Regions from separate parts of the Mus musculus genome. Here all the other regions are linked to region 2. Evidence: chromatin contacts called from ENCODE Hi-C or POLR2A ChIA-PET data. All regions are on one chromosome and are shown on one strand. Each heading gives the region's core, a stretch centred on a gene start or an enhancer-like site at or near the end of the contact. The rest is flanking DNA. Distances are from core to core; before and after follow the strand shown. Region 1 holds the start of Krba1 (KRAB-A domain containing 1). Region 2 holds the start of Lrrc61 (leucine rich repeat containing 61). Region 3 holds the start of Gimap3 (GTPase, IMAP family member 3).

Region 1 (3,236 bases), core at 13-2,512, 160 kb before region 2:
TTTTAATGTAAAGATTATAAGGGCTGGTGTGGAGGCAAAAAATAGTCAAAAGGGTAATGAATGGGCAGCAGTTGTTTCTGTAACTTTAACAACTGGCCATTCAGCCAGTTTGATGGTGTAAGCTCTTCTTAGTGACAGATGGCCCAAATCTCCAAATGTTGCACCAAGCCCAGACAGGAGGACACTTAAAGCAAAACAGCGTCAAGACACTTCACATGCTGTAAATTATGTCTTCCTTTTTTCTTTTTGAAAGGTTTTGAGAGGATTTTGTGGCTTAGGGATCATAGGTCCCTGGCTTGAGGCCTAGGACTTACCCTGAGATGCTACTGGAGATGGACTGAACTTTCAGTTTTCTTTTTCCATGCTGCGGTCCTGTCCTTAGAGTGTGAAGGAAGAAATTCACTCAGCTGTGCTGGGCAGTAATGTTAGTGGTCTCTGCTCGATCATGTGTTCTGGCATGCCAGCATACAAAGCCAGTATGCCAGTGGAGCCCACGTAGGCCAGAGTCACTAAAGAGCTATGCTGGGGTGGCTAGGGAGAAATCGTCCTTCCTCGGATCGCAGATAAGGGGACGCCCCTGCAGACATTTTTAGGAGTGGAGAGCCGAGAACAAGTCCTGGGTATGGTGGCTTCTGCTGTGGCTCCAAGCACCTGTTTCAAAGCTCCAAAAACTTCTCTTTGAGTTTTTCCCATACAATGAAGGGAAAGACGAGGGCTCCAGGAAGGAAAATGAGCCTCAAAGTGCAGCCTAAGGACTATGTCTGCACCACAGAGACAGCAGCACAAATGAATCCAGAGATGGGGCACACACTTAGTCCACACATCATACATATATTTAAGCCTAGCGTTTGTCAGGAACTACTGGGGCCGCCACCATCAGTGGGCAACACGAGCAAGCAAATAGTCACATAAAATGTAGTGATGCAGATCAGTGTAGCGGTGAGCCACTGTGCCCTGGCCCTCAGCCACTCAGGGTCGGGTTTACGTGACTGCAGCCAACGGGAGAAACTGGTCCCTTTTTATCCATGCATCCTAACCTGGCACCTGTACAGGGCGCACTCAGAAAGCGCCGGATGCTAAAGAGAACGGAGGAGTGGATGGTTGGTTATTTGGATGAACGGTTGTTTGCACCTGAGCATGCGCAAGCCGCAAGCTCGACAGGATGTAACTAACCAGTGCCAGGCGGGTGCCTGAACCTGAGGAGCTAGAGGTGTGAGGGACGGAGCAGTAAAGGAGAACCCCGCCACACCCCCTGAAGCCACGCCCCAGGCACGGCGCCCTCTGGGAAGTGTAGTCTGCGCTTGCGTCGTTACCGCTGTGAGGCTGGGGGCTGCGGGCGGAAGCGGGACCACCCCTCCCGGGATGCGAAGCGCCAGACCGACCCAGACGAGCCAACTCTGCGGTTCTCGGTGTAGCGAGTTCCCCGGCCCCGCTTCCTGTCGTGCAGAACTGGGCCGCTGTCCCCGAGGGTCTCGAGGGTCTCGGTGCAGCCTCCAGCCAGAGCCGCACCGGAAGCTGGGTGGGCCAGGGAGTCGCGAAGCTGAGTTCCGCCATGGCGCTCCAGGTAAGACGAGCCGTTGCGGACCGACGAACGCCGCGGTCGGGCTTCTTGGTGCAGCGCAGTCCCCAGGGCAACAGGCCCGGGAGGATCCGTCACCGCCGACTTTGAGCTCGAGTGAGCCGATCAAGGTCGGCCAGTGCCCAGAATTCCCTAACCAGAAGTCTAAGGCTCTCCCCTTCTCCCAGGACACACGGACCTGGAGCTTTTTTTCTACCTGGGGAACTCATTCCTTTGGCTTTTCATTACAAGATCGTGAGAGGGTGTGCACGACTGAAGCCTCAGCAGGTCTTGGGGGAATAACTAAATCTGACATTTATTTTTGTTAAGATACGTAATCCCCGTGAATTGGGCCGGAAAAGTGGGGAGAAAGAAAACAGATCGAAGTTAATGCTGGTAAAATATGTCAGTCCCAGAGCTGAAGAAGAGCCACATCAGTTGTTGTGGCCTAGGTACAGTTTCGGCAGGATCGTGGGCTGTGAAGATGCCAGGGCAGTTGCTGCACTGCCTTCTGGGTAGACACCCAGAGTCAGATGTGCAATTTTGGTCCACGAGCTTTGGCCAAACTTAGGCAACTGTGTTGAGGTCGTGGCTGGACATCACTAATACCCCACAAGAATCTCAGGAGAAACGATAAGCCAGGTAAATCGAACATTGTCTGGCCTGGAAGCGTCTTTTTTAGCTATGGCTAACAGGTAGCCCAAGACTCTTGCTCAGATACTCCCACTGGCCCCATCCTAGAGTCTGCTTATTTGGGTTTTCTGTTCTGTAGATGAGGGAATTGAACCACAGATCTCTCCAACCTGATGTTCAAGGAAGAGTATTCATATACTGCATAGAGAAGATGGTCAGGCACGGTCTCTGAGAGTACAAGGTCCCAGGCTAAGGAAGAGGGGCAGAGATGGTCTAAGATCTTTATGTTCATTGTGACAGGGGTGACAGAATCACAGGGGTGTGTGCACAGTCTACAGTTGGGGACAGTGAGTAGCAGCCATGGTACAGGGTCTGACCCTGGTAGCCTGAGGCATGCTGGGGCAATGGGGCTAGGCTGATACAAGACTGAGTGCTGAAACTAAAATTTCATACAGAGACTGACACAGTTTCTTAGGAAGCCATCATGGGAGTTATGAGCAAGGAGATTGATCATCTACAGTGGTCCTAGTTAATCCTGGAAGGTTTTCTTCTGATGATTGGGCAGAGGTCCAGATGGCAAGCCAGCGGTAGCTGTTCTGAAGTTAATCTCCCCATCCACTCTGTCTCTTCCCCTTCCCCACTCCCTGTCCTTCACACACACTCTCTCTTCCTTTGCTTTTTATTTATATTTTTGGAGACAGACTCTCATGTGGCTGAAGATGACTTTGACCTGACTGACCTTCCTACAACGGCCTGAATCATAGGCATGTGCTACCATATCTGGCTTTGTGTGGCACTGGGAACTTAATTCCAGCGCATGCTAGGCAAACACTTTACCATCTGACCAACATCCCCAATTCGACTTCTTCCATTTGGGAAAGCTCTGAAGGGAGCATCTCTCCACTCAGAGCGAGTTCTCATCCGCATCAAAACAAAACCCTGTCAGTGAGGATGGCCTTTTGAGGCTAGTTGGAGAGAGGCCTGGAAAACATTGCAGGCAAAGGCCTAAAGGAGCCAGCTATATTTAGCCTTGAGATAAAGAGCC
Region 2 (3,075 bases), core at 273-2,772:
ACCTCACCAATCTCTGAGCTCTCCAAGCTCAGGACTTGAAATCCCACCAATCCTCAACCTGGAAATCTCTGCCCTGAAAAGCTCCATCCATAAGAAATCCTATATAAGCCCTGCCCTTTGTTCAACAGCCTTGCTGTCTGCTCCTGGAAGCAGAGGCAGCCACTCCTGGATTTGTCCCCTCTCTCCCTGGACCCTCCCTATTTTGTTTTTTTTTTTGTTTTTGTTTTTTTTTAAATGAGATTTGATTCCTGATGTGATGTTTTTGTTTTTGTTTTTGTTTTTTAGCATCAGAAGAAGCAAAGAAGCAATGAAGAGAAGTGGAGCGGGGCTGAGGCTCCAGAGCTCAGCTGGGTATACCCTTCCCTGGGAGCTGCAGTGCCTCTTGCTGAGGAGGCTTCCTCTCAGAGCTATGTGGTTCCTGGGCTCCTGTGTCTCAGGACGCTCTTCTATTGGGACACTGTCCTACCTCTGAGCTGTGTGGTTCCTAGGCTACCATGTCTACCATTGGGACACTCTCTCTGCTAAGAGTTGTGCGGTTCTTGGGGTTCCACACCTTCCTAGAAGGAACATTTATAGCTTCTAATCTTAAAATAGACTCAGGCTGGTCCATCACATGGAGAAGTTCAAGGGAGATCAAATGGATACCGGGCACCATTTGACGGATTAGAAAAGCTAGGTCACCACTGGCCTGCAGCCTAGCACACTGAACGTCATCAAACACGTATTCATTAAGGACTTTGCACTGTGATACAGTGCAAAGATGTGAACAACAACAAAACTGTGCCTATACTTAGCCAGCCCAGGCTGGAAGGGTGTGGACTGAACTGGGATTGCTTTGTCTGAGTGCACAGAAAGCATCAGGAGATGGAAAACCCTCCCAATGTAGACATTTCCAAGTGGCCTGTGAAAGAAAGTGAGAGGCATTCTCCCCTGTGCCTAGTTAAGGTGACCTCTTTATCCGTTGGACAATGTCATTTACAAAGGTGGCAGTTTGCGTTGGTGACATCTCTGGGGGCAAGGCCTTTGGGAATATCACTAGGCAGTGCACATTTATCTCAGGAAACATTCTGATGTAGTTTTCTAAAAATACGGGTAAGGTTCCCACAAGGGGTCCTTCTTATCGTTATTGTGGCACCTTTTGTCTGCAGTCCTAGGCGGTGAGCATGACTGCACCGCTGTGAGGGGCAGGGTTCGGAGAGGGGTGGGCGAGCACGTACCAGGCACCGTTTATCGGGTTAGAAAATCTAGGTCACCACTGGCCTGCAGCCTAGCATACTGAATGTCACAGAACACATTCGTTAAGGAACCATAAATGCCTTTCCCAACGTCGCTCTGTCAAATGTGCTAATGACCAAACTAACAGGAACAAAATCCTCCAGCAGCACTGGCCGCGGGTTCCAGCACAAAGAGCTAGAAGCTCCTCTGGTTGTGTAATCTGCGTCACTTGCGTACCCTGCCAGCCGCAGCGCGTCCCTTAAAAACAACTTTTTCTGCGTCGCACCACTCCCCGCCCCTTCCGGCCTTTCGCAGGTTCCGGGTCGGCTGGGCCTGCGCCAGAAACCGAGTTGCGTGTTCTGTTTGTTTGGGGGATGCTGGATTCTTCTGGAACCGCCCGCGGTTAGTGGCCACGCCCTCAGCCCCAGGCACTGCTCTGAGTGCAGTTAACAGACAGAACGCTTTAACCGGTAACAATCGCGGCCGGTGAGGTGGGTGCTGCCTTGGTGGCCAGGAGACATTAGGATTGGATTTCCTATCCCACAATCACAGCCTCTTGGTATACATAACAACAAGGGTTCCGCTAGTGTGATAGATTATTTTAAAAGAGCAGCCGTAGAGAAAAAGGCGGAAAAAGTTTTGGTCTTGTTTATTCTCGGTGAGGGAGCATTTGTCACAAGATATGCAAATGGCAAAAATGCCTACAAAGGAAGAAGGATGCGGCCCCTTATTGGGGTCAGAAATGGGTGGAAATGACTTCAGTAGTCCCCAAAGGAAGCTGGGAAGTGTAGTCTCCCAGCAGGAACTTATCCGTGGCTTTTGTCACTTTGGCTATGTGAGCTCAGAAGATGGCGGAGTGTTGTTTAAAACATCCTCCACTGTTGTGCCAGGGAAAAGTTAGTGACCCCCCCCCCCCCCCCGCCAAACACACACACACACACACACACACACAGGAGCTGATCTGATGCAACTCACAGCAGGGTCTTTATTCTATTCGAGCTAGCTCAAGCCCCCCCAATGCACCACCCTCACACAGGACGGTTTTGGTGGGGGAGGAGCCCCGAATGTCTATGTGGCAAGGCTTTATAGTAAGCACCAAACATGGAATACGAATGCGAGCATCTAAATGGAAAGCTACTTTGGCCTTTAATATAACTGGCTGGTGCTGGGAGTCACATCATAAACTTAACTTCTGCTCCCCTCTGCATGGGTGGTCATTAGGCAAGGGTTGGGCTTGCAACCTGGGGTGCAGGTTTGTTGGGGGAATAACCAGGAGATACTGGTCTTGTTAGGGGTGTAACTTGGAAACTCTGCTCTTGTTGGGGATTAGCCTAGAGACGAGCTAGGCTCAGGTTTTGTTGTGGGGACAACTTGGATACTAATGCTAGATACCGGCCTGTAGTCTACCTGAGTTCAAGCTTAGGTCAGATTCTCTAAAATGGAGTCTGAATTTAAAAGCTTTGGCATCTCACACTGACTGGCTTAAATTCTCTGGTTGTGTGGGAGACTAGAGCTCCTTCTTCCCCAGGTGTAGGAATGTGAGAGGAGAGGAGGCTGGCAAGCTTGCACAGAGTGGGACTGTGGAATGCCCCTGGATGTATGTTTGTGCGGTGTAACAGGGTAGAATTAGGGAGCCAGGTCCCATCTGGGCATGCTCCTGAAAAGGACTGACAAAATAGTCAAGAGAAAGTTCTAATCTAATCAGCCAACACAGGGTACATGCTGAGGCATCTCCTAGTCCAGGTGAACAGATGCCAAAAATTACTCATCTGCAGGTTGCTGGTTTTACAGCTATGTGGCTTCTCTGGGGGACGCATAGGCTTTGGACTGTGGACAGTTATCATTTCCCACGACCTCCCT
Region 3 (3,438 bases), core at 552-3,051, 220 kb after region 2:
GACAGCAGTGTGCCCTGTCCCCACCCACTAGGATCCAAGTGTCAGCCCACCCCTACCACTCCACCACTTCACCCACACACCTGTCAGTCCTTTCGTTTATTTTTTAAGAAGTCAGTGTGTGTGTGTGTTTGTGTGTGTGTGTCAGTTATTTCTGGCCCTTGGTTGAACCTTGGAGCTAGCAAAAGTGGAAGAGCTCCCCATATCTAAGAGGCCCTCCCCTGGCAGTGCTTCCCTCATGCAGGACTGGAAGAGACTGGAAGAGGGCATGGGCAGGCCACACTTAGAAGCACTGTGAGAAGGTCACAGACTTGTGTGTTGGCCTTGTGCAGATTATCTTGGTCTCATTTGAGAAAACTGATAATATCATTCTTTCTTTCCCATATCCTTCACCACAGCATCTTGAGAACAAACTGTCCTAATGGGGAAAATGTGTCATGCTGTTATGAGGGAAAACCAGTGTGCAATGGTCATGGGGTCCTTTCCGGGAATAAAAGCTTTACTGCCTGCAGCTTCATTCTGTTTGCTTTGACTGGTCTTTAAAGAATGTATTACTTTATCCAAAACAAACAGCAAATGCTTTCTGTGAACAGATGAACCTGAGTGAACGCACACCTTTAATCCCAGCACTCGGGAGGCAGAGACAGGCAGATTTCTGAGTTGAAGGCCAGCCTGGTCTACAGAGTGAGTTCCAGGACAGCCCGGGCTACACAGAGAAACCCTGTCTCGAAAAACAAAACAAAACAAAACAAATTCCCTCCTGCCCAGCACTGTGAATGTTCACCAAGAAAAAGAAAAGTGATGGGAAAGAAAGAAAATTAAACCTGCAGGGGACGGGGAGATAAGATAGCCAGTCCAGCCACTCAGTGAGTACTGGATTCAGTGAGATGATACGCCAATAGATAATTTAGCCAGTCAGAGAGTGCAGACCACAGTCAGTGATGGAAAAAGACATCTGGTGTCCCTTTGCTCTCCAACATCGAGGAACCCAAGGCTCTGGGGAAGAGCCTGGGGTTGTTCTTATCCATTGATAGAGTCCTGACCCCGACTGGATAAAGCGAATGCTAGTCAGACAGCTAGGGTTCCTTCTGGACGATGGGTAGTGTATGAACTTCAGATCACCCATGGGGCCCACGTTCCATCTTCCTGCCACAACTCTAATTTCCCAGCTCACAAAACCCGGTCTGATGCCCCGTCCCAAAGACTGGTTCCCCTCCAGCTGCTCTCTGGTTCCCAGACACTCAATACAAGCCTGGCTGACAGCTCTAGGGAAATTGCTTTAGAAGCTTGTCTGCTCCCTTTCGCCCTTGGAAAGCAAGGAGAATGTCTAAGAGTCCACCTCTCCTGAGTCCTCAGTGGTGTGTTAGCCTTGTTCTGTGAGGGAGAAAACTCACTGATGTTCCACAGACAAGACTAAAAGTCCCTGGGGAACAGGAATTTCTCTACAGTCTATGAAAAAAGATCAGTTGTCTTTCCCTTCAGGTTGACACTAATTGTTACTGGTAGATTTAAGGGTGAGCAGGATAGAAGAACACCACACACACACACACACACACACACACACACACACACACACACCACAAGATCCCTGTTACCTGGTGAGTTCCTGAGGATCTTTCCATTCAAGATCTATAGCCACTGTGGAGCTACCTTCCAGGCCTAGGCAGCCTCTCACATTGGTTTGTAGTCTTTCGTAAAAGTACAAGAGCTACAAGAGGTGAAGGCCAGCTCACAAGATCTGTCTTCCAGGGGGAGGAAGACGGTGTCTCCTGAGGGGTGGGAAAGGGTGATGTACATGAGTTTCTCTGAAAAGGGGTGCTCTGAGGGCCACTGAAGAAGGCAGCCAGTGGAAAAGGTTGATTTAAAAAAAAAAAAAAAGTTCTGCTTCCTGCTCCACCCTCATCGGCCACACCACTGAGATGTTTGTGTACAAAGTATTCTCTATGGGCCTAAGAGAATCTAGAAGTCTAAAAGCATGGGCAACCCAAGACTCTAGCTTCTGCTCCTCCTCACCAGGCAGACAGCATGCATCTCTTCTGCTCTGCTGTTTACCTCTGCCATCCGGAGGTAGCTTCTTAGATGGAATTTGAGGTGGCAGTTGAGCCTAAAGTGGCTCTCTCCAGGGCCCACTGGACAGATCAATAGCTATCATGCTTGAGCCTGGCTAAGGTACCCTGGCTTCTAGGGAGAGTATGGGAGAACAAGGCTTAGGTTTTCTCACCTGGGCAGACCTTGTCTCCACAGAAGCCATGAAGCTAGCTACCCAGTCTATAGTATGGTTTAGGCAAAGCAACAGCACTTAGTGGAATCCCAAGTCCCTGTGCCTCTGCCTGCTGCCCTGCAGGACTCAGGATCCGGAGTGAGCCAGGTCTCCTCCCTGGAGGAGTTCCACTTAGCCGTGTGTTTGAGTTCAGATCACTTTTTTATTCACTTGCTGTTCTTTTCCGCGTATGAGTGTTTTGCCTACATGTATGCAAGTGCCCTCTGCACATGCCTGGTGCTTGCAGAAGCCAGGAGAGGCTGCTGGATCCCCTGGATCTGGAACTATTAACACTTGTAAGGCTCCTTAACTACTGAGCCATCCCTCCAATCCCAAGTTTGGGTGATTTTTTTTTTTTTTTAAACAAAAGAATGTTCAAGGAGGAGAGTGGGATATGGGATCTATTTGGGTGAAATGAATATAGATGTTGTTCCTATAACCTGCATGTTCATATCCTTAGCTTTTTGTTTTGTTTTGTTTGTTGGTTTTTTTCGAGACAGGGTTTCTCTGTGTAGCCCTGGCTGTCCCGGTCTGTAGACCAGGCTGGCCTTGAACTCAGAACTATCTGCCTGCCTCTGCCTCCCAAGTGCTGGGATTAAAGGTGTGAGCCACCACTGCCTGGCTGTTGTTTTGTTTTGTTGTTTTAATTGACATGTATGCTCTTGTGGGTTCCTGAATCCACCTCAGCTCCTGCAGTGTGATTTCTTCCTCACAGAACTCAGGGATTGTTTGGAACCTTTTCTCACTGCAGCTTTCTGGTCCACGCCTCCAAAGGGAAGGTGCATCCTGCTGTGAAGGGACGGTCAGCAGGAAAGGAAGCCAGACTGCAGCCAATGAGAACAAGAGCCTGAGGCTCAAAACTGTAGGAAGGGAGTGGGAACTGGCGTCGACGTCTTGCAAACACTGCCCCCTGCTGGTTACCTGCTGGTTTGCTGTGTTCTGTTTTGCCCAGTCTGGAAATATTGAACAGTGGTTTGGGGGAGTTGTTTGTTTATTTTTGATGTGCCTGAGCTCGCACGTGCACATGCTCCTGAGTGAACACAGGAAAGCCAGAAGACTGACTGAAGGTGTCTTCTATTACTGCGATACCCTATTGCCTTGAAATAGGATCTCTCAGTGAATTCTTGATTTCTACTAGGTTGACTGCCAGGAGCTCTAGGACCTGCCACTTTGCGCCCGAT

What was found. Hi-C counts contacts between places; a loop is a spot of excess contacts on that map. ChIA-PET counts read pairs that join two places held with the same protein, here RNA polymerase II (POLR2A).
Region 1: a loop to region 2 is called in a map of gastrocnemius, with 3 times the contacts of the local background. The contact joins the promoter of Krba1 here to the promoter of Lrrc61 in region 2. A Hi-C loop is called at or near these places in 1 of 37 maps with a recorded cell type or tissue (gastrocnemius). POLR2A ChIA-PET finds 5 or more read pairs at or near these places in 1 of 5 experiments (Patski).
Region 3: a map of v-Abl transformed pro-B cells shows a loop between it and region 2 (2.7-fold over the local background). The contact joins the promoter of Gimap3 here to the promoter of Lrrc61 in region 2. A Hi-C loop is called at or near these places in 6 of 37 maps with a recorded cell type or tissue (adrenal gland, gastrocnemius, heart and 2 more). POLR2A ChIA-PET finds 5 or more read pairs at or near these places in 2 of 5 experiments (Patski and embryonic stem cell).

Annotation. Positions count from the first base shown.
Region 1 is chr6:48,394,324-48,397,559 of GRCm38, forward strand. It overlaps Krba1 (KRAB-A domain containing 1), which reads left to right and starts at 1,263. Exons shown (of 18, transcript NM_001347152.1): 1 at 1,263-1,564. The coding sequence starts at 1,553. Gm16630 (predicted gene, 16630) reads right to left here and starts at 1,085. Exons shown (of 5, transcript NR_152250.1): 1 at 315-1,085.
Region 2 is chr6:48,553,277-48,556,351 of GRCm38, forward strand. It overlaps Lrrc61 (leucine rich repeat containing 61), which reads left to right and starts at 1,523. Exons shown (of 3, transcript NM_177736.3): 1 at 1,523-1,706.
Region 3 is chr6:48,769,050-48,772,487 of GRCm38, forward strand. Gimap3 (GTPase, IMAP family member 3) reads right to left here and starts at 1,802. Exons shown (of 5, transcript NM_031247.3): 1 at 1,593-1,802.